3 separate regions of the Mus musculus genome follow, and regions 1 and 2 are each linked to region 3. The links are chromatin loops, found by intact Hi-C in ENCODE. Cell type or tissue: heart. All regions are shown on one strand.

Region 1 (8,000 bases), 52 kb after region 3:
AAAACTATTAAGTTTGGAGAATTCTGTATATATTCTCTCTATAAATTCTTTGTCAGATATATAAGTTGCAAACATTTTACTCTTGGATATAGGTTATTCTTCACAGCTTTATTTAAGCACAATTAGCAAAGTTGTATAAATTAAAAAAATATAGTAGGATGTTTGTATATGCATATGTATTTCAAAAGGATTATCATAACAATGCCAGATAGGCTATTACCTTACCTAATTACTACTTTTGTTGTGTGTGGAATATTTAAGAACTACTTTATTTTTTTTTATTTATTGATTTATTTTTTTATTTTTTTAAAAATATTTTTATTATGTATTTTTCTCATTTACATTTCCAATGCTATCCCAAAAGTCCCCCATACCCTCCCCCCCACTCCCCTACCCACCTACTCCCACTTTTTGGCCCTGGCATTCCCCTGAATTGGGGCATATAAAGTTTGCAAGTCCAATGGGCCTCTCTTTCCAGTGATGGCCAACTAGGCCATCTTTTGATACATATGCAGCTAGAGTCAAGAGCTCAGGGGTACTGCTTAGTTCATAATGTTGTTCCACCTATAGGGTTGCAGATCCCTTTAGCTCCTTGGGTACTTTCTCTAGCTCCTCCATTGGGGGCCCTGTGATCCATGCAATAGCTGACTGTGAGCATCCACTTCTGTGTTTGCTAGGCTCCGGCATAGTCTCACAAGAGAGAGCTCTATCTGGGTCCTTTCAGCAAAATCTTGCTAGTGTGTGCAATGGTGTCAGCGTTTGGAAGCTGATTATGGGATGGATCTCCTGATATGGCAATCACTAGATGGTCCATCCTTTCGTCACAGCTCCAAACTTTGTCTCTGTAACTCCTTCCATGGGTGTTTTGTTCCCAATTCTAAGAAGGGGCAAAGTGTCCACACTTTGGTCTTCGTTCTTCTTGAGTTTCATGCGTTTAGCAAATTGTATCTTATATCTTAGGTATCCTAAGTTAAAAACTACTTTAAACCTGAACATTTGGACTCTCTGACAAGCATCTCCCTATGACCCCTACTTGCAAACTCCTGTGGCCGACATTCTATTCTTTGCTCTGTTGACTCTTAGATTTCCCATATGAGAGATTTTATTAGACTTGTCTTCTCTGGCTTGTTTTACTTAGCACAAGTTTCTTTCATGATATCTCAGTGGTAAGATTTTTCTCTGTTTTATGATTGAATAGTTTCTAGTTTACGTGTGTGTGTGTGTGTCTGTACATAAATGTATTTGTGTGAACACACCACAATTTATCCACTCATTGGTGCTGGACACGTTGGTTCTTCCCATGAGATAGTAGTTTTTATTGCCTTTGGATATACAGAAGTGGGATTTTAAATACCGTAGTGTCCAGTTTTCAACATCTGGAGGAATCTGTTACTTTCTATAATGGTTGCACCAATTTACATCTCATAAGAATGCTTGTGTTCTTTTCTAGACACATTTGTACATGTTCTTTCTATCTTTCTGCCATTCAAATGTCTTAAGGGTGTGTAGTAGGATCTTGCTGTGTTTGGCATTTCTTGGCTTACTTGTGCTATTGGGCACTTTTCATATACTTTGGGTTATGTCTTCCTGTACGTGAGCCAGTTTGGATCTGTTTATCTTCCCCCATTGCAACTGAGTTGCATGAGTTTCTCATATATTTTTTTGGATCTTACCCCATATCACATAGATGGCTTATAAGAATTTCCCTCTGTTCCAGAGGTTGCTTTTTGATTTTGTTGATTATTTTCTTTCCCATGCAGAAGCCTTTCAGCTTGACCCAGCCTTACTTGTTCACTGTTGCTTTTATTGCTTGATTTCTGGTGACTATCCAAGAACCACTGCCAGATCCAGTGTGACAGTGGGCCTTTCCTTACATTGTTTTCTAGGAGTGTCATAGCTTCTGCTCTCGAACTCAGTTGATTTCAAGTGACTCTTGTGAGGGTAGAAGTCAGGGTGGCAAATTCTTTTCTAGCCTGCAGCTCATCTTCACATTCTCTTAACAGATTCTCTGAAAAAGGAAGTTGTAAGCTTTGATGAAGTCCACTTTATCATTTCCACCTCCTTTTGTGGGTCACAGTTTTGCTTCTTGCCTATAACCTCTTAACTGGCATCTCTGGTCTTGAGGGTTCTCTCTTTTCTTATCATATCAGAGTTTTGGGAGTTGCCTGTGTGGCTCAGTGGGTCGAGTGCTTGCTTAGCATTCAGAAAGCCCTGGTCTGGGCTCTGTCTCCAGCCTTGCTTGCCCACTTTTGCTTTTGCTACCCGTAGCAGTAATCTATTACCGATGCTAACGAAATAGGAACTACTGATTTGTCTTGAACAATGTGTGACTTGGATGGTGGAGATGAGGAGACATTTGACTGATTTTCTTACTCTCGCCCCCTTTTGTGGTTGTTTCGATTTTCCAAATAAGATAGCTGTATAATACAAATGATTACTTTCTTATTTGTAAGACATGAATTTTTGCTTAGCAATTGGAGTTCTGAAAAAGAGTATTTGCTGCTTCTTCTTTCTTTCTTTTTTTAAAAACAAATATGTTTTAAAAACTTTAAATGTTTAGCTTATAGTCTACACAGAAAAGAAATAGAAGAATTTTCTGAATTCTTAGGAAGGGAAATGTAGTCATTGCTTTGATAAAATTACAAGGAGACTCCACGGGAAGCTCCCATTTAGCCAGTTCAGTATAGTATATGACAGTGGATGGGGTCGGAGTTCATGAGAAGAGCAGTCCTGACATTGATTGACACAGGTCAGAAACTATCAGAATCAGAATGAGGAAGAGGTCACCTGTGTCTTGTGCCTATACTTTTGAAACATACAAAGAAAGAGGAACAACTATATTTAAAGTTGATGTCTGACAATATTGAGTAGATTTATCTTATCCTTATATAATTTTATCGTGCACAAAATTTTATCGTGAAGTTAGCTGAGAATTCTATGCTACTCCGTGACTTTTATGATATCCCCAAACTGTTTATCTGTCCTAGTGTGCCATTAAACAGTTGCCAAGGCTCTGAACATTTGTGAATTTCAGTATTTCTTCCTCTTCCAGTCCTGCTTAGTGGTCTTAGATCTTTGAGTGAAAACTCTCTTTTTGTCTGTGTAAATACACTCTTTCATGGTGATAGTTCTTGGGCTACAGGGACAACGTGGGTCTGGAGTGTTTGCAGGGGTTAGAATGTGCACAGGGCTGACACAGTTGACTTACAAGGGATCTTCTCTTTCTTTCTCGTGGCAGAATGAGAGCTGCCTCAGTGGTGTCTTGACCTTTTCAGGTGAGAAGGCAGCAGAATGTTGGCAGAAGACAAGGGCAGGCCACCCTTCTCTCAGACATGTAAGCCCAGAGCCTCATTACCTCTGTTCCCAGGAAAGGAACTGTGAGCCTGTCCCAGGAGTGGCTTTGACTTAGTGTTATTGCTATATGACCCCCATGTTCTTTCCTTAAGTTGCATCACCTTGGAGATCACCAATATACACATTAAGGATTTATTGCCCTGTACAGAAATGGGAAATCAACTCAGATTGAGTCTGAAACTGATTACTTTCCTTCTACAAAATTTCCACTGGTTTTGTGTGCGGTCCAGTCCCTAGGAACCTCCCTGTAGAATTCAGTGTAAGCTGATCTCACGCTGGTCTACGGTGTCATCCGTTCTTACCCAAGTGCTTGGTGAGCTTTTTATAGTCCCCTCACTGCAGAGCCTCCCCCTTCTGCTTCCTCATTATGCTAAACGAGGAGACTGAAAGATCATTTTAGAATTTTCTCAGCGGTCTGCTTTCAGGAACTTAGCTGTTTCCCTTTTATTTATCTTGACTTCTGAAGTCTGTAAACTTCTGCTGGAACTGGCCCACAGTGATAAGAGTAACCAGAGAAGTTCTTGCAGTAGTGTGATGTCATAGGTAAAAAATAAGCCTATATCAGCTTTATTTCCCAGAATGGAAGTAGAGGGCTGCTATTTGTAATTTAGACCGGGGTCATCGTAACTCCTGTGCTCTCCACCCGTTCTTTCTTCTCTCTTAGTGGTGAGAAGGCTTGCTTTCTATCCTAGTTTTCCTTTCCTTCTTCCTTTCTTTGGGGGGAGGGGGAGGATTGTGGGGGGTAGAATTTAAATGCTAATGAAGTTCAAGAGCCAGCTGATCTCTGCTCTACTAAAGGAGAAATCTTTGCTATGGCTATCTGGACTGATCATAATTTATACTCCTAGGGCCAGAGAACTCATTGCTTCACATGGTGGCCCATTCCATTTGTAGAGGGTTTTAATTGCTAAAAAAAAAGCCTTCCCATATATTGACTCAAAGTTAGCCTTCTTGTGATTTTTTGACCCTTTGGTCTTAGTTGTGTGCTTACTGATTCAATTAATCCCTTTCCTACATAAAAGCCCTTGAAAATAAGAAAGAATTATAACATTTCTTCTCAGCCTTGGGTGACTTGATGGTTTTATGAGCTTCTATTTATTTCTCTTCTCCTGGGTCACTGCTAACGCTGTCAGAACAAACATTACTATTCCAAGCTGATGTTGAAGTCAGTCATTTCTCTTCTGACCATTCTAGCACAATGTAACTAACACCCATGCGTTTGGTTGTGGGTTCCTTTGCTCTTGAGATTCTTCTTGAATGCATGGTATCTGGATTCCTACACTTTCAGTGTCACTTCTTATCTCTAATTTATGCTTTTGTCCTAGTTAGGGTTTCTAATGCTCCGAGGAAACACCATGACCAAAATGCAAGTTGGGGAGGAAAGGGTTTATTCTGCTTGCACTTCCACATTGCTGTTCATCAACAAAGGATGTTATGCTAGGAACTCAAACAGGGCAGGAATGTGGAGGCAGGAGCTGATGCAGAGGCCATGGAGGGATGCTGCTTCCTGGATTGCTTTACATGGTGTACTTAGCCTTCTTTCTTTACAGAGCCCAAGCCCACCAGCCCAGAGATGGCACCACCCACAATAGGCTGGGCCCTCCCCCATCCATGACTAATGGAGAAAATGCCTTACAACTGGATCTTATGGAGGTCTTTTCTTAACCAAGGCTCCTTCCACTGTTGACTCCAGCTTCTGTTAAGGTGACACCCCAAACCAGCCAGTACAGCTGTCCTGTTCTCACCTCTAGTTTTCTGATGTCCCCTGCTTTGGTCACTTTGAATGTCCTCCTACAAACCTGCATCTTTCATTGACAGCCATCAGATTGATGTTCTCAAGGGAGATTGACCAGATCAGTGTGTAGCCATGAGCAGTAGGCCTTGGAATGCACTTTCCAGATGGTGTCCTGCAATGGGGGACCAGCAGACACACAATCCAACTATCCCCACTTCTCTACAGTACCTGGGTGTGGCCCCACTGACTCAGTTGTTAAATATCTCAATGTGGCAAGAAGATGCCATTCCTTTGTGTCAAAAGCTGTACTCCCTGTCAAGGATTTAATGCAGGATGCTGCTGAGTCAGTCAGGGGGATAAGGCTAGCTGTTTTGCTTAATAAGTTCATGTGAATGATGCGATCGTTTAATCAAAAGAGGAAATATACATAATTTCTTGACATAATAGGTTCTTTACAAACCCACCCCAGCTGTGCTTCTTATAGGTTGAAAAACTGCTGTGAGTGTAGCTGAGTGTTGTAGGCAGTGTCTGGGTGGGGATGGCGGCCACAAGCTCAAGTGTCTGGAGCCTCATACTGAGAAGGGCAGTTGTATTTAAGGCAAGTTCAGTGGAGGACGAGGCTCGGGAGCATCATGACCTGGAAGAATGCTGAGTTTCAGGCCCTACATGTCACATGGCACAGGCAGGCAGGCCAGCAAAGAGAGGAGCAAACCTGTGGAGCACTGGGAAAGCCACCTGCAACGTAATGACCAGCTATAAAACAATTAGTGTGTTAGCCTGCGAGACGTTACTGGGAAGGCGTATTTAAAGGAAAAGTTAAATATTGATTGCATTGAACTTTGTCTACTATATATTAAAATTGACTTGGATTACAATTTGGTGGGAGGAATCTTTTCCTTCCTATTTTCTGGCCTCCCCCCCCACCGCCCTCCATAGTGACAAAGTGCTAACCACACGGATTGTGACTTTCCTCAACACAACTTTGCAGCAGCAACTCTTAAATATAGGTGGACACTGGATTCACGTGATGGTCTTGTTTAAATTCAGACTTCTGTTTGTGATTTTTGCTTCTGTACGTTAGGGTGGAGTTCAAGGAGACTGTGTAAAAATGCCCAGTGTGCCTTGTATGGGGTCTTCTTGTTCAGAGATCAAGCCCTGAGCACCATTGGGCTAAAAAGGATAATGATTTTCTGCCTAGCTAATGGGTGCTGTGAGTCTATTGTTAAAGGATCATTTGCCTTGATGATTCGTTTTTCCTGGGACAGGTACCGCTTCCCTGTCCTCCTCCTGTTCTTCGAAGAGTTTTTATTTTTAATTATGTTTATGTGTGTTGTGTGTGTGTATATACTCACCCCCCCCCCCCCCCCCACACACACACAGAGTTCAGGTGTCTCTGGAGGCTGGAAGAGGAAACTGGATCATTTGTGGTTAGAGTTGCAGGTGGTTCTGAGCTGCCTGCCTTGAGGACTGGTGATGGAGCTTGGATGTGCTCTTAACTGCTGAGCCGTCTCTCCAGCCCCAAAGTGTCTCTTCTTGAGTTTCATTGGACTATGGAAACAATCAATGAAACTGGAATCATCGTAAGGAATTTCTGTAGCTTTGTGCAAAATTAGTTCAAATATTATGTGTTATCTTTGGTTACAGAATTGAGAAAACAGTTATCAGTAAGATAGAGAAACATGCCTTCTTCCATTTGCGCATAGCTGTCCCATGGAACAGCATCTTTTACTGACATTGCCTCAGTTCATCTTTATCACAATTTTGTGTGGTTAGTGTTGCTATTCTCTTCTCTTTTCAATCTTACAAAGGTCATAAAATGTAAATATCTTAACCTGTATAGTACTTAACCTGATAGTACTAAAAATTTAGGCAGGGATTTTTTTCCCCATTAATTAATTTATTTATTCACGTTACATCCCAATATCAGTTTCCCCTCACACATCTCCCCCTAACTTCCCCCTCTCCTTCTCCTCTGAGGCCCTCCCACCCTGGAACATCAAGTCACTGCACGACTAGACATATCATCTTCCACTGAGGCAAGACAAGGCAGCCCAGTTAGGAGAATAGAATCCACAGGCAGGTAACAGATTCAGGGATAGTCTTCCTCGAATGAATTAGGCAGGATTTATTACGTAACAGGAACTCTTTTTAATTCTAAAATTTATTCTCCCTTTGAGTCTTTATAAGAATAATGTGAGGTGAACATCATTTTTATTATGATTATGAGACTTATTATTTCTTTATGTTGGCCTTTGATGAAGTTAGGCAACCCATACTTCTCGAGGTCACACCTCTTGTCACTGGCAGAGCCAAGATTTGAACTAGGCTGGTCAGACAGACACCAGAGTTCATGCTCTCCGTCATGCTAGTGTGAAGGCAGATCGCCTGGACTGATTACAAACCTCTAATTAGATGTTTCTGTCCTAAAGTTGGTGTTTCTAGGCAAGTTACCAGTACACATTACAACAGGCTGCCAGTGTACATGCGTTGTACAAAGCTATGATTCCAGTTCACCCTAGAAATAAAGGAACAAAAGGATGTATCTGAAAGGACTCTTAGTACAGAAAACTAAAACCAAGTTACAGGACGTAGTTACACATTTTAGAAAACCTGGTAAAAACAGTGTTTTACACTTTACAGTTTGGGAACTAGGAAGGTTTACACGCGTGGTGGTGATAATATCAGCCTTTCTTCTCTGAGACACTCTGCTCGGTGATTGTTTCCGATCCCATTTATGGGATCGTGTTTCCATTACTAATACTAACTGGCACCTGACCTTTCGCTCTCTGCCCTCAGCTGTATTGTATCTGTAGCTTCAGTGTACAGTGTGGCCTTTGTGTTTTCAATCAGAAGTTGACTTTCATAAAAAACATTTGTAGTACTGTGTTCATGCTTTTCTGCCCATTGAGAG
Region 2 (8,000 bases), 110 kb after region 3:
GTGTCAGGTTGACAATTGAAACTAGCTGTCACAATGTATCTTTCAGAGTTGTTGGGAGAATCAAGAAAAGTCATCAGACCTGCTGGGTTCATCAGACCCTAGTGTCATTAGCTATCTAGGTTTTCCTACATGCCACCTACAAGATTACGACATGAAGTCTGATTTGAATCTGGTATAGAGATGGTTGGAATTTCATGAACAGAAGAAAAACTTCCAAACACTATTGACTGAAGAGATGGAAGTATTGGAGCATTCATTCCTTCTTTTTATTGATCGATCGATTGACTGATTTTTGCTGGTCTCGGAGCTGATCAGCATGGTGATGAAAGTTTTAGACCTGAACTTCTTTGCAAAGCTGTCTTTGTGTTCTTCAGTCCCATACTGAACTACCTTTAAGAGTTCCTGATCCCAGCAAGTCCCTCACTGTGCATACACAGCAGAAGACAGAGGCCCACATTAAATCAGAGCCCCTTTAGCCAATAACCAAAAGGGAAGCTCTGACATCTGCTGCATGTAAGAAAGATTAAGTGATCGTTTGATGTTCTTGCTTAATTTCCCGTAACATTTTTTTTATTATCAGCTGCGGACTCTTTTCTAACCTCCATGAATTTACTTTGAACATTGTCATCCTGTGTTAAAATTAGACACCACTAGGTCACTTTGAGGTATCATCACTCACTAATATGTTTGCTTCACAGTCCCTGGGGCAAGGAGGCAGAGTGCCAGGGCTGTCATTCTGGAGCTGATAATTCAGAAAAACAGTTCAGAGCAAACCATACATCATGAGCAAAAGAAAGGGAGGAAATAAAAAGACCAGCTTTGCAGAGGAGAGTAAACAAGTATAACCTGATAACAGGACAAAAATCCTCTGGAAGAATACAAACCTATGGAGAATAAATTACAAACCACAGAAAACCTTTGCTTCATTTTAAACGACAGACGGCCGCTCGGTGCTGTGAGGTGCTGTAGGGATTAGTTCATTACTATTACAACCTTTTTCTTGCAGGGGATGAGGTAGGGATGCATATGCTGGTAATTCTCAACTGGCTGTTACTCTCTCATAAATATCATGATGGGTTTTCTCCCAATAGGCCAATTTTGCTTCAGAAAAGGGAGGAAATAAATAATAGAAAGTATGATTATATCCAGTAAACATGAGGGTGTTTCTCAGCCGTCTTTGTGGTCCATTTGCTATTGCCCCTCCTCATCCTCCTGAGAGGTAGAGCACCCACAGATCTTATGCCATGGCAAGCAGCTGCACAGGACTCAAGCCAGGCTCAGATGTCAGGTGTCATTCTTACAGTGAAATCAGCTTACCTGGGATTCTTTTCAGGACCTCTCTGTGCTTTTAATTTTTTTTTAAAAAAGAATCCCTTCTGTATTTTAATAGAAAAATTGTCTTTGAAGCATTACAGAGGATAAGACATAATTTCCAGGGATTATTTTAATAGGTTTATTATTAGCACTCCATTGTAATCCTACATTTAAAGGGTGTCACTCACATACAAAGTCAAGTTCATGGAAGATTCTTCCCTTCTTTTGTTTAAAAAAAGCTGTAATCCATTTCAGGTAATTAGCACAATGAGAAATGGATGAGCAAAATGTAGCTCTATTTTTGGAAAATATATATACATATGTGTATATATATACACACACACATATATATATACACATATACATACATACATATATATACACACACATATATGTACACACATACACACATATGTATACACACACACACACACACACATATATATATATATGTATATGTATATATATATATATATACACGTATATACATACATACATATGTGTACACACACACACACACCCTGAGCTCTGTGTGTTGGCAAATGTATGAGTTCTGCTGTTTTTTGTTGTTGTTTTTTTTTCCTTAAAAAAACTTTATATTTTCAAATTTGTATTTTTTTGTTCTTTCTAATCTTAAAATTGACATATATCCATTTAAATATGCTCCATCAATACTTTACTACAAAAATAAAACCTTCCCTAATTTTACCACAAAAATAAAATGTTTCCTAATCTAATTTTGTCTCAATATTTATCATCTCAATATTTTTCTTATGCTCTGTTTATGTGCATGTAACTTTGTCTTGAAGTGGAACTGTGGTACAGTGCATGTGTGTGCGCACATGTGAGTGTGTGGATGCCTGCCATGTGGAGGCTAGGGTAGGCTGTTGGGTATCTTCTTTGTCACTCTTTGTCTTATTGCCTTGAGGCAAGCTCCCTCCCTGAAGTTCCTTGAAACTCTCTGTGACAGTTAGGCCGCATGGCTGGCTAGTGAGTTCAGAAGGCCCACCTGTGTCCCCTTGTAATCTGAGGCTATAGGCCTGCACAGCCCTGTGCATATAATCTGGGGCTATAGGCCAGCACAACTATGGCATGTGTTTTACATTGGTGTCAGGACTTGAACTCAGGCCCCCATGTGGAGCAAATGCTCTTTACTGCTGAACCATCTCTCCAGCCTCAGGGTCCATCATTTTAATTGGTACTTGCTTAAAGATAAAAACATAAATATCAAAATTTCTGTCATTCTATAAATAAAAACAGGATAGCTGTAAAATTGCAATTTATTAGGCACTAGGTGACCTTGAAGGTTTTATTATCAAAAGAAATGAATATTTCTTTGTTTAGTTTAGCAAAATTATTTGATTAGTATAGAGTTCCAGTTGTAGAAAATTCAAAAGTTCTGAACATATTGAAAGATTTTGGTGTGCTTTTGTCAAGTGCCTTGGTCCTCGGTATTATCCCCAGGCAACGGCTATGGCAAAGGTCTTTCACACTGGGATAGATAATTTTGACAGACCTAACAAACGTCTAGTTACATTATCTTCATTAATTTTGAAGTTGAGAACTATGTATTTGGCCTTGTGTGTCTTTTTCCTAAAGGCTCGCTAGTGCCCTTAGCCGCTTTCCACAGTCTAAGCTTACCTTTCTGTTTGTCTGTCAAAGCTCTGCAGATATCACTTTGTTCTCTGCCTAGAGCTCGCTCTCTAGGACAATTTACCTTTGGCTCTTTTGAGGCAGAGTGTAGCTATGGAGTCCAGGCTTTGGACTCATGGGATCCATTGCTCATGCGGCCAGAAAGTCACAATCCTTCTACTTTAGCTTTTTGAATGCTAACATGGCAGCTGTACACCAGCCTGGTTGGTGGGCTTGCATTTTAAATACAGAAAATGCTGTGTCGAATGGGGAAAGATCTAGATGTGCATCAGAAAGCATGTTTCTGGTTGGGGTTCTGCCTTTTTAGTGAGTCTTTGGGGGCGCAGTCCCTTCTTCACCCCCTTTTTCCTCACTTGTGTAACAAGAGCTGAGCTGGAGGTCCCCCTAGGTTCTCCTCAGTTCTGTTCTGCATCTAGACTTGGCATAGTTTCTCACAGTTGGTAGTGTCTGTGGGATCTGAACTCTGAGCACTTAATTTCAGTAGAGTTGTAAAAGTAACTGCCCCCACTTTCCTTTGAAAAGGTTTTGCAGTTGATGCTTAAAGAGAGCCTATTATGCCACCATTTTTTTTTAAATGGAAACTTAATGAAGGCCATAAGCCACACAGATGTTTTAACCTGTCTAACTAGTGATTTCCAGGCATTAGTAACAAGAGGGCCGGCTGTGCATGCATATGCATTGGGAAGCCTTGCCAGGAAGGCTAGATAAGAAACTCTTTAATCCAGGATCCTGGCATCAGAGTGAGAGTCTGATAATGCTTGCTGCAGACATGCTCCGGCTGTTTATTTTTGTGGTCCTTCTGTAAATGGACTTTCCACATGGAACGGGTCTTGAAGGGAAAGTATAGGGCTGTGTTCTGAAGGCACCTAATTACTTGACTGTGGGACAGAGGGCTAATTGTACTTCTAGGGGTCACTCTGAGCGTTTTACTGAGTGCGGTTTGTGTGGTTAAAAATACTCAAGCTGAAGGCCACTTTCAAATCAAAACACTCACAAGAGAAACTTCCTGTCCCCTCTAGGTCCCTTTACCAAATGGTTCCCGTTCTGTACATTTATAGCATTTGTGCTGGGCAAATGATGGAAACTCCTTGATTTAGCCTCCGATTGCCTTACAAATGACTCCCTGTCCACTGTATAAATTGCTGGCTTCTAGACGTAGGTGGTGAGACTGTGTGCTCACTGTAAAGATGGACCAGTGAAGGTTCCGTGAGGCATCAGCAAGGTCCTGGAGACACCTCTAACTTTTCTTTAGGGCAGGATTCCATAGGATTGACTGACTGTGGTCCGACCACCCATTGATTTTCCTGTTAGAGTTTCAAATAAGAACAGGCTTTTGTACTTCCCCACCCAAGTACTTTCTCAAGGGCAAGCTATGCAGTAAGGTGCCCTGCCCTGCACATCACCCACAGATTCTGTGATGGAGGTGAATACTGGAATAGGATGGCCTTTATGTGTTTACCTGTGAGAAAGAAGCTATTTTCTGTTGGAACAGAATTTGTTGTCTAGCAGAACACTTTACAAATCATTGTTGCATGCCTCTATGTGTGTGTGTGTGTGTGTGTGTGTGAATGTGCATCCGTGTATCTGTGTGCTTCTGCATGTGTGTGCTCACCTGTGCGTGTAAGCGAGAATTGCTGTTGGGTATCTTTTTTACTTTCTAGCCACCTTATTTTTGAGATAACATCTCTCACTGAACCTGGATTGCCTTTGAGCTCCAGGGCGTTGCCTGTCTTCACCACATTTCCTCCTGTAAGAGGACACAGGTGGTTAACACTGCACCCAGCTTTTTATGTGGATGCTGTGACTCTGAAGTCACACCCTCCTGCATGCACAGCAAAACACTTTATCCTTTACTGCCTGAGCCATCTCGCTAGCCCCCAAAGCCACTTTCTTTTTAAAGTTAAAACAGTAAAGAAGAATAAATAGAATTTTTTTTATAACTAGGATATTTAAAATTTCTCAAAAATGGTCAGGTAGTATTTGAAATGATCAGTAGAATAGACTGATCAGGTTTTAGTTAGAGTTGACCAGGAAGATTTAATCCTACATCTTTGAAAGACTAGGGTATCAAAGAGCTAAAGGGGTCTGCAACCCTATAGGAGGAACAACAATATAAACTAACCAGTACCCCCTAGAGCTATGTCTCTAGCTGCATATGTAGCAGAGGATGGCCTAGTCGGCCATCAATGGGAAGAGAGGCCCTTGGTCTTGCTAAGATTATATGTCCCAGTACAGAGAAATGCCAGGGCCAGGAAGCGCAAGTGGGTGGGTTGGGGAGCAGGGTGGGGGGAGGGTATAGGGGGCTTTTGGAGAGGAAACTGGGAAAGGGGATAGCATTTGAAATGTAAATGAAGAGAATATCTAATAAAAAATTAAATAAAAAAATGAAAGACTAGGGTATGTATAATTTTATAGCTTAATCTTTTCTTCACTAGCTGTTCAAATGATCTGATATTGGAAAAGGTGTTTCAAAGAAAATATAACTTAGAAGAATTGGGAAGATAGACTTTAATAATCACTTTTCATGGTTTTACAATGTTCAACTTCTCTTCTTATCTTACATTTGACATTTCTGATTAATGTAATGCAGGGCATAAAAATTCGAATGTTACTTTTTAAAATTGAAAAATGCAAATTACTGACTAATCGTGTTACTCAAGGAAACTGTGATTTAGGGGATTCACCATAGCTAGGATATTAAAAAAAAAGACAGATTAAGACAATCCTACCTTTGTAAAGATCCAATTAAAGCTAGAATAGTTCTAATATTCTCATTAATGCCAGCATCCTGTCCCTTCCCATAAAGTGGGAAGCTGGGGTTTTTTTGAAGTAAGGCCTTGGAGTTAATTTGGTGATGACATCCACAAGGCTGGAGTGACAGTTCGCTGCATGGTTTGGTGACTGACACCCACTTTACTTTGTCTTTTGCATCAGAGATGATTGCAGACCACCAGATCGAGACAGGCCTACTGAAGCCTGACCTGAAGGATAAGGTCACCTATACTCTGCTCCGGAAACATCGACATCAAACCAAGAAATCCAACCTTCGGTCCCTGGCTGACATTGGGAAGACTGTCTCCAGTGCAAGTAGGATGTTTAGCAACCCTGATAATGGTAATGCAGAGCCAGTGGCTGCTGCTTCCTCTCTCTTTCTGTGTCACCTCACTCCATCTCTTCACACCCCCTACCCCTTATATTTCTTTTCTCAAGTTCACGCGCCATGGTCATTTCATGATCCTCGTAGTATAACTGGGTGTATGTGCAATCTTGTTGGAAGGGTTTCCCTGTTGCTGCAGGTTACAAAGCCTCAGTGCCTTGATTCTCTATGTGGGTCTATGCTGATGGACTGAAATGGTTCGCTTATAACTCCGAGGTGAAACAACTGAGTATTCCACACGAGTCAGCAAGCTTGTAGAGACTGTGACCTCAGAGAATATGCTTTTTTTTAAAGACTTATTTTTTAAGACTTATTTTATTGATATGAGTAGCTGTCTTCAGACACAGCAAAAGAGGGCATCAGATCCCATTACAGTTGGTTGTGAGCCACCATATGGTTGCTGGGAATTGAACTCAGGACCTCTGGAAGAGCAGTCAGTGCTCTTAACTGCTGAGTCATCTCTCCAGTGGAGTATGTCTTCAAGATGACTTGCAACAACTTGGAGGATCTAATTAGATAAGATAAATGCTTTGAAGTCTCAGATTACAGCATTTTGCAGCACAGCATCCCATTTTGGATGGGAGTCAGCTGTCTAGGTGGTCATCTTTCCAGTGTTAGATTCAATTTTCTTTTACTACTGGAAAAGGTAGTTGATATCGTGATAAACAACAGTCATACTCAGATGGGACAGTAATTACTAAAGATGGAATATTAACTTGTTATATAACAATGGGAAAGGTGCTATGTTCTTGTGATATTTATTTTAATGCATTTACCACAATTTCTTGCAAAGAGTCTATCTTATATGTCTATTTGTTGGGAGCAAATTTCCTGTTTGGGTGAAGGCCGAGAAGGGGGACGTGCATTACCATGAAGTGTGGGAGATGATGATGCAGTGGACAGAGTTGAGTAGGCTGGGTTGGTAGAACTGGCTCTACAACCCACCACCACATCTTCTTAGTACCAAGAAAGGGAAGAGAGGGAGAGAGTCTGTAACCTGGTGCAGTCACATGTACCTCTGTAATTTTATAGAATGTGGTCTCAGGCAGATGACAAGTTAAAGTGACTTTATAAACTGACTTTGACCCCAGCCAGTCCATATCTAGAAATGTGATTTTTTTCCCTCACTTCGTAATAAAAACCAATGGTTTGAAGACACATTACTATAAGCAAAATTTTATAGCTTTAAATCCAAAGAGTCTATAAAAATAATTAAGATATGAATGTTTTCAATAACATACATCCACAAGAGAGAGTGATTCAAGTTTAGAATACTGCTGGTATAGTTTGGTGTTACTCAGAGCATTGTGGTCTTCAGCTTTAAGTTTGAATTTAATTTTTCATGGACGGGCAGCACCATTGCTTACGCAGGTTGCTCTAACTCAGCTTACAAGCATTTTGTCTTAACCAGCACCTGTATTTGCAATCAGGACAGTTAAAAATCAGTCCTTCCTTTTTATCTTAGGCAACAGTCCTCTTTCTCATATGAAGTGTGATTCTAAGAGTTAAGTGGTTTTGTTTGCTTGCTTTAATTCATGGAATACCCTGTAATAGTATAAAGAAGTATGAAGATACAATGTTGCTGTAGGGGCTTGGCTGTGACCGCCAGGCTTAGCCACCTTCTCATGCGCCACAACGGAGCAGAGACTAGAAGCAGAAGAGCCTCAGCTGCCAATCTTTTGGAGAAGTTATTTAGATGTGAAATACAATGAATGAGCTAGGTTACTCTTTCTTCAGCTCTTTGTCCTATTGGTAGATCCTTCCATCGAGAGGACGTTGCACTTGCTTTCATTGTTCACCTCTCATCTGCTACACACACAGAGCAGAAAGCAAATGGGAAAGGGCAGGCAGTTCTCGTTCGGCTCTTCAAATGATC
Region 3 (8,000 bases):
GGAGGGGAAGCACTTCTGCTGATGTCAGTTCTGTGTGTCAGAGGTGACCAGGGCAGAGGCTATACCGGATCAGGTGCCATGTGGCTGACTCCCAACCTGGTGTCCTGAAAAAAAAAATCCCTGCTTTTGAGTCCCTACCCATCTGCCATCTTGAATCTAACCTGAGGTTAATATCCATGAATCTAAAGTAAATGTTGATAGAATCATAGACTGACATGAATGTCAATGTGATATGGCATTTACTTATTGGTGCAGCCAGTGGCCTATCTACTACAAATAACTAATCACGGACTGAGCTGAAATGTCTAGAGCTTAAGGTTTACTTTGGCATGTCAACTCTTTGTCCTACTTGCAAAGTAGCTGCCATGTAGCTTCTTGGTAGGTGTATTTGTACACATTGTGGGATTTTAACTCGTCCAGTTGCAGGTCTGAGGAGCAGGGCTGAGCCTCGCGCTGACTTCTTATGTGGCTTCTGGGTATCTGATGTGCTAATTAGAGAAGTACATCCCATGCAAGCTAGGGAAGGCAGTAGCTAAGGTGTGTGTGTGTGTGTGTGTGTGTGTGTGTGTGTGTGTGTGTATGTGTGTGTGTGTGTATGTCTGCTGAGCCTCTTCTTCTGGGTTGAGTAGCTTATAGTCAACAGGAAGGTCCTTATAAAGAAGAACCAATGAATGATACTCAAAAGGAGGTAGATGCTAAATTGTTTTATGAATGAGTGGGTTGGGAAGGAAAGCTTCGGATGCCAGTGGCACAAACTGGAACGTACTGGTGTGGGGAGATAGGAAGCTCACCATCCACTCTTGCTTTAAGACTAGCATTGTAGAGAGCTCCCTTGACTGGAAGGTGCCTTCTTCACATGATGGGCTTGCAGCTATGCCTATCTGTTTCCCCATCATTATACGTGGTAGCTTCCTTTCTCTCTTTTCTTTCCTTGGCTACTGGCTGTGGAGAATGGCCACTGAAGAGGAGGAAGGGACAGTAGAGGGACATGTCCACTGCTGTGCTTGGCCCTAACTTCTCTCGTGGAGCAGTACTACCTGTGTCATCTTGCCTGACTCCTATCTTAGGACCTTTCTATTCCCACCCCAAACTCCTCGAAGAGAGACAGTTCAGAGTTAAGGGTTTAGAGAGAAGCCTCTGTCTTCTGCCTGGCAGGAAAAATCTTAAGAAGACATTGAAAGAGCAGGTGCTTCAGGCAACATGAGACCCAGGAAGCCCATTAAACATTAAACGTGAGTGTAGACTGAGTCCGGGGAATGTCCTCAGCACCAGGCTGTCATTCTCTGGTTAGCATGGGTGTCCTTCCCAGCAGTCTCACCGATAGCATGCTATGTCCTTGCAGAGGACTCTCCCTTTGGATCCCAGTGGCTTTCTTATCCCTAGAGCCCATATGGACCTCTTGCCATTTCAGGCCTTGGCTTTTGTTAAATAGTCTGGTCCAGACTGTCAGAGCTCAGGTGGCAACCTGGGCACAGAGCTTGGGAGGCCCTGCCCCAACTTGGAGAAGATTCAAGGGGAGAGTTCAAAGGCACACATGCGAACCAACTCTCGTTGGGACGGATTTCTAGCCCTTGGTTTATGGATTATTCAGATCTTAGTATCTTATCTGGTTCCTACAAATTTCGTGTAGGAACATTACGATGAATTGGACTTGGTTATTTCAGGGACTTATTTAACCAGCATGAACTGCTGTAGGCTTCTTGGAAAGAGATGCTGAATGGGGTTTGTTCACTGTCCAAAGACACAGTTACTAAAGAGGTTACGCTCAGTGTCGCTCAATTCCATCTGCACCTAACCACCAAGCAAAATAATATGTCCAGGATGATAAGTGAATACATCTTAGTTGGAATTTTGACTCAGTTGTAGATTGGAAGGCATAGCTGAGGAGAAATAGAGAAATTACTTTTGGAGGACAAACCCTACACTTGGCCAGTTTTGCTCCATGTTGATTAGCGCTTTAGAAAACTATAGCATAACTTGTATTTCCACTTCTGGAGTTCAAGGAACTCTTCAGATCTACCCAGTTTTATTCGTCTTCTCCTCTCTCTGTCTGCAGTCTGTATGTTTTTATTATCTGTGTAGATCCATGTTCCTGTCACCATGGAGGATAAGATGCAGAGTTAAGCTGGGACCACATCCATTGCTGTACCACTCATTCATAGCCACCAACACTCCCGTCTCTAATCCCAAGAAACTTCAGGTCGGGTCCTTTATATGGAAAAGCTGTCATTCCAGAAGTGTTATGTAAATGAATTGTACAACATCTGAGTCTTTGTCTTAGCATAAGCCCCTATAGATACATTGTTTTAGTGTGTGAATCAGTGGCTTCTCCTTGCTTACCACTAAGCCATAGTCCATGATATGGATGAACTATAGCTTTTAAACCATAACCATTTGCCTATAGAAAGGTACTTGGGCCAGGTCTAGTTCTTAGCTATTAGGAATAAAGCTACCATGAACACTCACAGACAGGTTTCTGTATGAATGTAAGCTTTCATTTCTCCGGGACAAGTGTCCAAGAGTACAAAGGAACTTGTAAGGCAGTTTGTAAGTCTAGAATTATGTGCAGCATGCTCCTGCTCTGGGTTGCAGTTTTACTTTTACTTTAGCCTAAAATCTGATTTCATGTGGGGCCACGTTTCCCTGGCCCTCGGCCTGTGTCAATGACCAGGCTGATTAGGGAGCTCCTGAGTTGGGAGGGCGGCTTACTCTACATGTGACCTGTTGGTCTGTGGGAGACAAAGCTGTGATCAACCACGTTTGTCAGCTTTGCTGTGCCGATCTCTCTCTTCCTTTTCTTAATATATCTCTCCAGAGCTTCAGCACTGTGCATGGTTAAGCCAGTGACCACCGTTGTTCTTCCTCACTTCCTGTGGGGACACAAGGCCCCCCAGGGACCTCTGTGAACTTGGGAAGGGAATGGTTACAAACTTTCCTTCCTTCTCCTCTTGCCATCCATCGGCTGTAGTGAACACATGTTGCCAAAAGATGGCAGTGCACTTTACAGAGCTGAGATGGCTCTGTCACCCAGGACTCTGACAGCTGTATGTTGCTCTTTATATACACCTCGCAAATACGGACAGCACATTTTACAAAGTAACAAAAGCACCGATAAAAATGCTGTTGGTTAAAAAAAAAACAAAAAAACAAAAAACAAAAGAAAACATCGTGTTTGCAGCGAGCTTATAATAAAGAATGATTCTCTACCTCTTAGAAGTGAGGAGGACAGGGGAACATTGTTTAGGCATTTTTGTGCTGTTCTGGAGTAGAAATCTGTGGTGTGCTATGTTCTATCTTTTATCTGACTTAAGGTCAGCCAAAGAGCCGGGAGAGCCTAGTTTTGAGGTTTGAGCTTTGTGATACCTTTAGACTGTAAGCAAAATTCCCCAGCAACACTGTTCATAATTACCACAACAGCAATGGCTGATATAAAAGTCTTCACTCTCGGTATTTTTCCACGTTTTATACATATCTGTGCCTCAGGGCATGTGAGTGCAGAATTGTTTAGCATATGCTGGGTACAGAAAAGCTTCTATAAATGGAGAGGTGATGGGTTCATTGGATGTCATCAACAAACCAAATGGCGAGGATAGAATATAATGTTTAAATACAAGGTTAACTAATAAAATTGAAGCTGCGTGCACTGATTGAACCAGTGATGTCAAACTCTAGTTTGGACATGCTGACAGCCGGAGTCATTCTGCTCCCTGGTGCCACCTCTGGAAGCAGGCAGAAGTCCCTGACAACAGAGACTGTGGGGGAGATAGGCTGGCTCTGGATACCGCTGGCTGCCAGCTCTAGCACAGCCCCTCTATACTGTGGAGAGCATGCTGAGGTTAAAGTGTTCGTTCCACAAAATAGATGCCACAATCCGAGGACACGCAGCATAACTGTCATTCCCGGGGTGACAGGGAAACAGGTGGCTCCAACTCAGGCAGCAGCCTTTTTGCTAGTGCACCTCTTGGCAAAAGCCCCAGGCTAAGAGAGAACTGTGCTGCATGAAGTTCTAACTCTGAAACCAGATGCTGTTACCATAGAGACGAGTGAACTGCTACCGTGGGAGGCGCGATAGGGAAGCATGGGAGAGGGAGACAGGAGGGCAAGTGAGGCGAATCTAAAGGCTAGCATACCCGTAGACCTTCAACCTTTAACAGCCCTGGGACTAGCAGGCTGGTGCTCTTGAAGCTTGTGCGCTGGCGGCCTGCCACTTGCTGACTGGCTGAGTGGCAGCTGCTTGCGCTGTGAGTACTAGTCTGCGAGCACGTTGGCAGTTGGCAAGGGCTCAGGGGGGGTGGGATCTCAGAGGGCTGGAATGTGGATGGGTGCTCTGGGCCTAGTGGCTGACAGTTTTGCACAAATGTTTCTCGTGCCGGACTTAAGTCACCCTCACAGGCCTGCTCCGTGATTAGGACCGGCTGGTGAGAACCTGCCCATTTGGCAGATGATTTGACATGGGTTCCAGTTAAAGCATTTTGCTATCCCAGAAAAATGGAGATTTAGAACCCCCTCCCCCCACCTTTTCCCCTCACCATGGGTCTGGACTTGTATAGAAGGGGTTTAACTTCTCCAATCAGAGGCCATGTGATATGAAGCTTGCCCTCCCTCACCCCTGAGGCTGGTAAGGAGCTTCCAGAGCCACTCTGCATTTTGCCTCACGCTGGCTATGTGAGCAACAGTATGCTTCCTTCTCTGATTTCAGCAAATGCAGGGCACGTGCGAAGGACATTTTAAAGGACAGATTTGGGGGCCTGATTACGGACTGGATGAGTTAATTTCTTCCTAGTGATTTATAGAGGGAGGGGGGAACTGGTTAGGTCAGCCACTTTACATGGTATCTCTCTCTGTCTTACTAATAATAGCCAGCAACTGCTAAGAAATGTAAGGCTGAATAACTGATATTTGTCATGTAAAGAGGAGGGACTGCCTCTGCCCCGTGCAGAAGGCCAAAGGCATCAGGATGACTTTGCTCTTGAGGAAGAGGAACGCCGCCAGGCTGTGTGCTTTTGCCCTGTTTCACTCGCTCCTTTTTGGCAGAGAAGAGGCCTATTTGTGGGCATTCTGTATGAGCCGTCAGAGAAAACGAGGCTCTGATGACTTGCTATGTATAGTCTTGACGGGAATGTGAAATATGCACCAAAGAGCCAAGGAATGCACCCAGCGTGACCCCCACTCCGTGCTCAGACGGTGGGGTTGGGTTGTTTTCTCAACTTGGCCGGAGGGCTTGGGTGCTGACCTTTTTACCTTCCCTTCCAATCTCTTGGGTTTCTTGCTTCCCTTTTGCTTTACATGTGGCATATAATTTTTGGAACAAGCTTCGATATCTAGGTTTAGAAAATATATCAAGAGACAACAGGATGCTTTAAGATCCTGCCTGATGGATAAGAGGGTCCAAAATGGCGTCTACAGTCGGTTGTGTTGGACTCAGCATGCTGACTGACCTGGGGTTAGTTCTATTTTCCGGAGGGAGGATAAAAAAAAAAGTTAGGGTACATGCAGTGCTCTGGGATTCTGTCGTGCTTCTGAGGAGTTTAGGAAAATGTTCTCATTGCGACGTCCTCCTTATCTGTGTGCACAAATGCTGGGTAGCCGGTGGCTCCTTGCACTTTGGACTGTTCCCTGAGCACCAGAAGATGTCTTCGAGAAGGTAGACGTGGTTTGTGTGTCCCTGGTGTCTGGAAGTATGCAGGGTGCACAGTAGATACTCAGTTAATATTTACTCTCCTCCTCACTGGAGGAAGGTAAAAAACAGAAGAAGGAACAGACGAGCACCCTCTCTGTTCCTCTCTCCCCCAGCACCGAGAGTGGCCTGTTTCAAGGGGGTCTGTAATAGGCACCTGCATCCTCCCTATTGGCCAAATCCAACTTTGGCTTTCCCATCTCCGTCCTTCTCAGTTTTCCGGTGGGCTTGTCTGCTCTCTCTGACTTCCATGTCACCCGTGTCCAGCTTACACTGGTCTCACTGCCTGACTTGGGGATGTTGGTGTGTCTTAGCAGGTAGTCGCAGGTCCGCACCCTGATCCTACTTCTCTTTTCTGCATGCTGGCATCTGGTAACGACTCCAGCACCAGCTTGATGCATGGATTTTGCCGCATTTAGCAACAGCCCTGAGTCTCTAGTACCCGGCTCGGGCAGTTCTGATTGCATCAGCAACTTTTTTTTTTTTTCAGGATTCACATCTCAACCTTAAAAAGTGTCCAGAATGAAGTCTCCATGGCTTCCCAACACCCCGATTTTCACACAGTGCTCTTGGTTTTTGTGGTAGTTTACGAGTTTATCTTGTGCCCTAAGCATCTGTTTTCCACATCGCAGGTAGAGTGACCCTTTGGGAAGGGAAAACAGTTCATGCCGGCCTCCGTCTCACTGTTCTTCAGAGGCTTCCAGATGCCTTCAGCTCTGACTCCTTCTCCTGGCTTGCATGACCTGGCTCCTTCCACTTCCTGGACGGTGCTAAACTTTCCTATCCTAGGGTCTTGGCCCTTGTTTTCCCCTTTGCTTGGAAGGCTGTTGTACATTTTTCACACAGTGACTTTGCCCCTAGTTACGTCACTTCCTCAGAATCCTCACCGCACCACTGAGACAGCCTCTTGTGGGGTTTTACTCTCTGCAAAGCTTCCAGCGCCCTCTGAGATTATCTTGTCCCTCAGTTCGTCATTAGGTTGTTTTTTTTTTTTTTGTTTGTTTGTTTTTGTTTCTGTTTTTGTTTTTTTTTAAGGAACATTTTGTCTTATTTGTAGATTTGTTCCCCTCCCTCTCAAGAATAATAGGAATATAACAAGCTGTAATTAAATATTTGCTGAATCCATGAGTAACAGCTGTATTATTTAACCATCTCAAGAGTCTTAGGCTCAGAGAGATTGGGAAAATGACTTGATTTCTTAGCCTTTAAGGTAGCCCTTTCCCACCCATAATTCTACTGACTGGCCCATATCCTATTTTAATCATTTAGTTTTGAGTGCAGAGAAGAAAAGTATTCTGGCGGGTATCAGGATGAGCCTCGATGTCCAGGCTCTTGTCTGGAAGGAAGACTCTTGTAAGTCTTTCCAAAAGTAGTGAGCTCCTTCTGACCCACGTACTACCTGGGCCTCAATTCTGCTTAGTTTCTGAGATAAGACAAGATTGGAACGCATGGCTGTAGACCAGTAATGAGTTTCTTAATAAAAAGGAAGAAAGAAAAAGAAAAAAAGAAACTTATTAAACTTATTTTGTTTCAACTTATTTTGTTACAAATTACGTTGCAGAATTGCAGAATGCGATTATATGCGGGTGTTCACTCTATCCCCCTCCCCCTCCCGTTTCCCTCCTCCCCTGTGTGTGTGTGGTCAAGCACATGTATACATGCACATATGTGTAGTCAGCTTCTCTCCTTCTACCCTGTGGGTTCCAGGGATCAAACCCAGGTCATCAGGCTTGGAGGCAAGTATCTACCTGCTAAGACACCTCACTGGCCCGAGAAACACATTTACTAAAGTAGTATGTGCTAAGTTTGACCCTTCACTCAAATCTCAAAGAAACCAATGCAGAATTGGTATTATTCTATCAAAGCATTGTGAACTAGATATCATTACTCTAATTTTATACAAGGAAAAAAAAATCCCTGCAACTCAGGAAAGTTAAGTCCTTTGCTGCAGGTGGCATAACTATGAAGTGGTCAGATAGGATTTTTGCTTTTGCTTCTGATCTTTTTATGCAAAGGTGATTGCTTGGTAAGTGAGATATAGTCCTAAAATAGGAAGGGAAAAATGGAATTCAGTGCACCCCTGCCTAGATTGTAGCAAATATCTAAAGCACCAGAGCAAGTTATCAGGCAATATGGAAACAAGTTCAACCACAGCCAGTGCTTGAAGCACTTAACCAGATGTCTAGAATACAGAGTGAACATGTGGGTCTCTGGCAGACCTCATATACGGGATGACACAGAGCAGCTGTCCCCAGAGAAAGTTCTTTGTTACCAGACCCGCGCTACGCAAGCAGCAATTGAGCAGTCCAGGATTTCTTTCTGT

What was found. Hi-C counts contacts between places; a loop is a spot of excess contacts. Peaks named below come from ENCODE experiments on the same cell type or tissue, not always from the same donor. Only the 100,000 strongest peaks of a DNase experiment are listed, where the experiment ranks them.
Region 1: a loop joins it to region 3, with 2.9 times the contacts of the local background. A loop is called at or near these places in 6 of 42 quality-filtered maps.
Region 2: a loop joins it to region 3, with 2.1 times the contacts of the local background. A loop is called at or near these places in 6 of 42 quality-filtered maps.

What each region holds. Positions count from the first base shown.
Region 1 is chr5:88,978,046-88,986,045 of GRCm38, forward strand. All of the region lies in intron 3 of Slc4a4 (solute carrier family 4 (anion exchanger), member 4), which reads left to right. Among named protein-coding and RNA genes, the nearest start is that of Slc4a4, 95 kb to the left of the region's middle. In heart, no CTCF peak of the experiment used is centred here; no DNase peak of the experiment used is centred here; H3K27ac peaks cover 1,001 bases.
Region 2 is chr5:89,040,312-89,048,311 of GRCm38, forward strand. It overlaps Slc4a4 (solute carrier family 4 (anion exchanger), member 4), which reads left to right. Exons shown (of 27, transcript NM_001359211.1): 6 at 5,902-6,081. Among named protein-coding and RNA genes, the nearest start is that of Slc4a4, 160 kb to the left of the region's middle. In heart, no CTCF peak of the experiment used is centred here; no DNase peak of the experiment used is centred here; H3K27ac peaks cover 496 bases.
Region 3 is chr5:88,925,727-88,933,726 of GRCm38, forward strand. The region is part of intron 1 of Slc4a4 (solute carrier family 4 (anion exchanger), member 4); the gene reads left to right. Among named protein-coding and RNA genes, the nearest start is that of Slc4a4, 42 kb to the left of the region's middle. In heart, CTCF peaks have their summits at 2,982 (motif pointing right) and 3,728; DNase peaks (open chromatin) are centred at 4,285, 5,047 and 7,935; H3K4me3 peaks cover 476 bases; H3K27ac peaks cover 2,694 bases.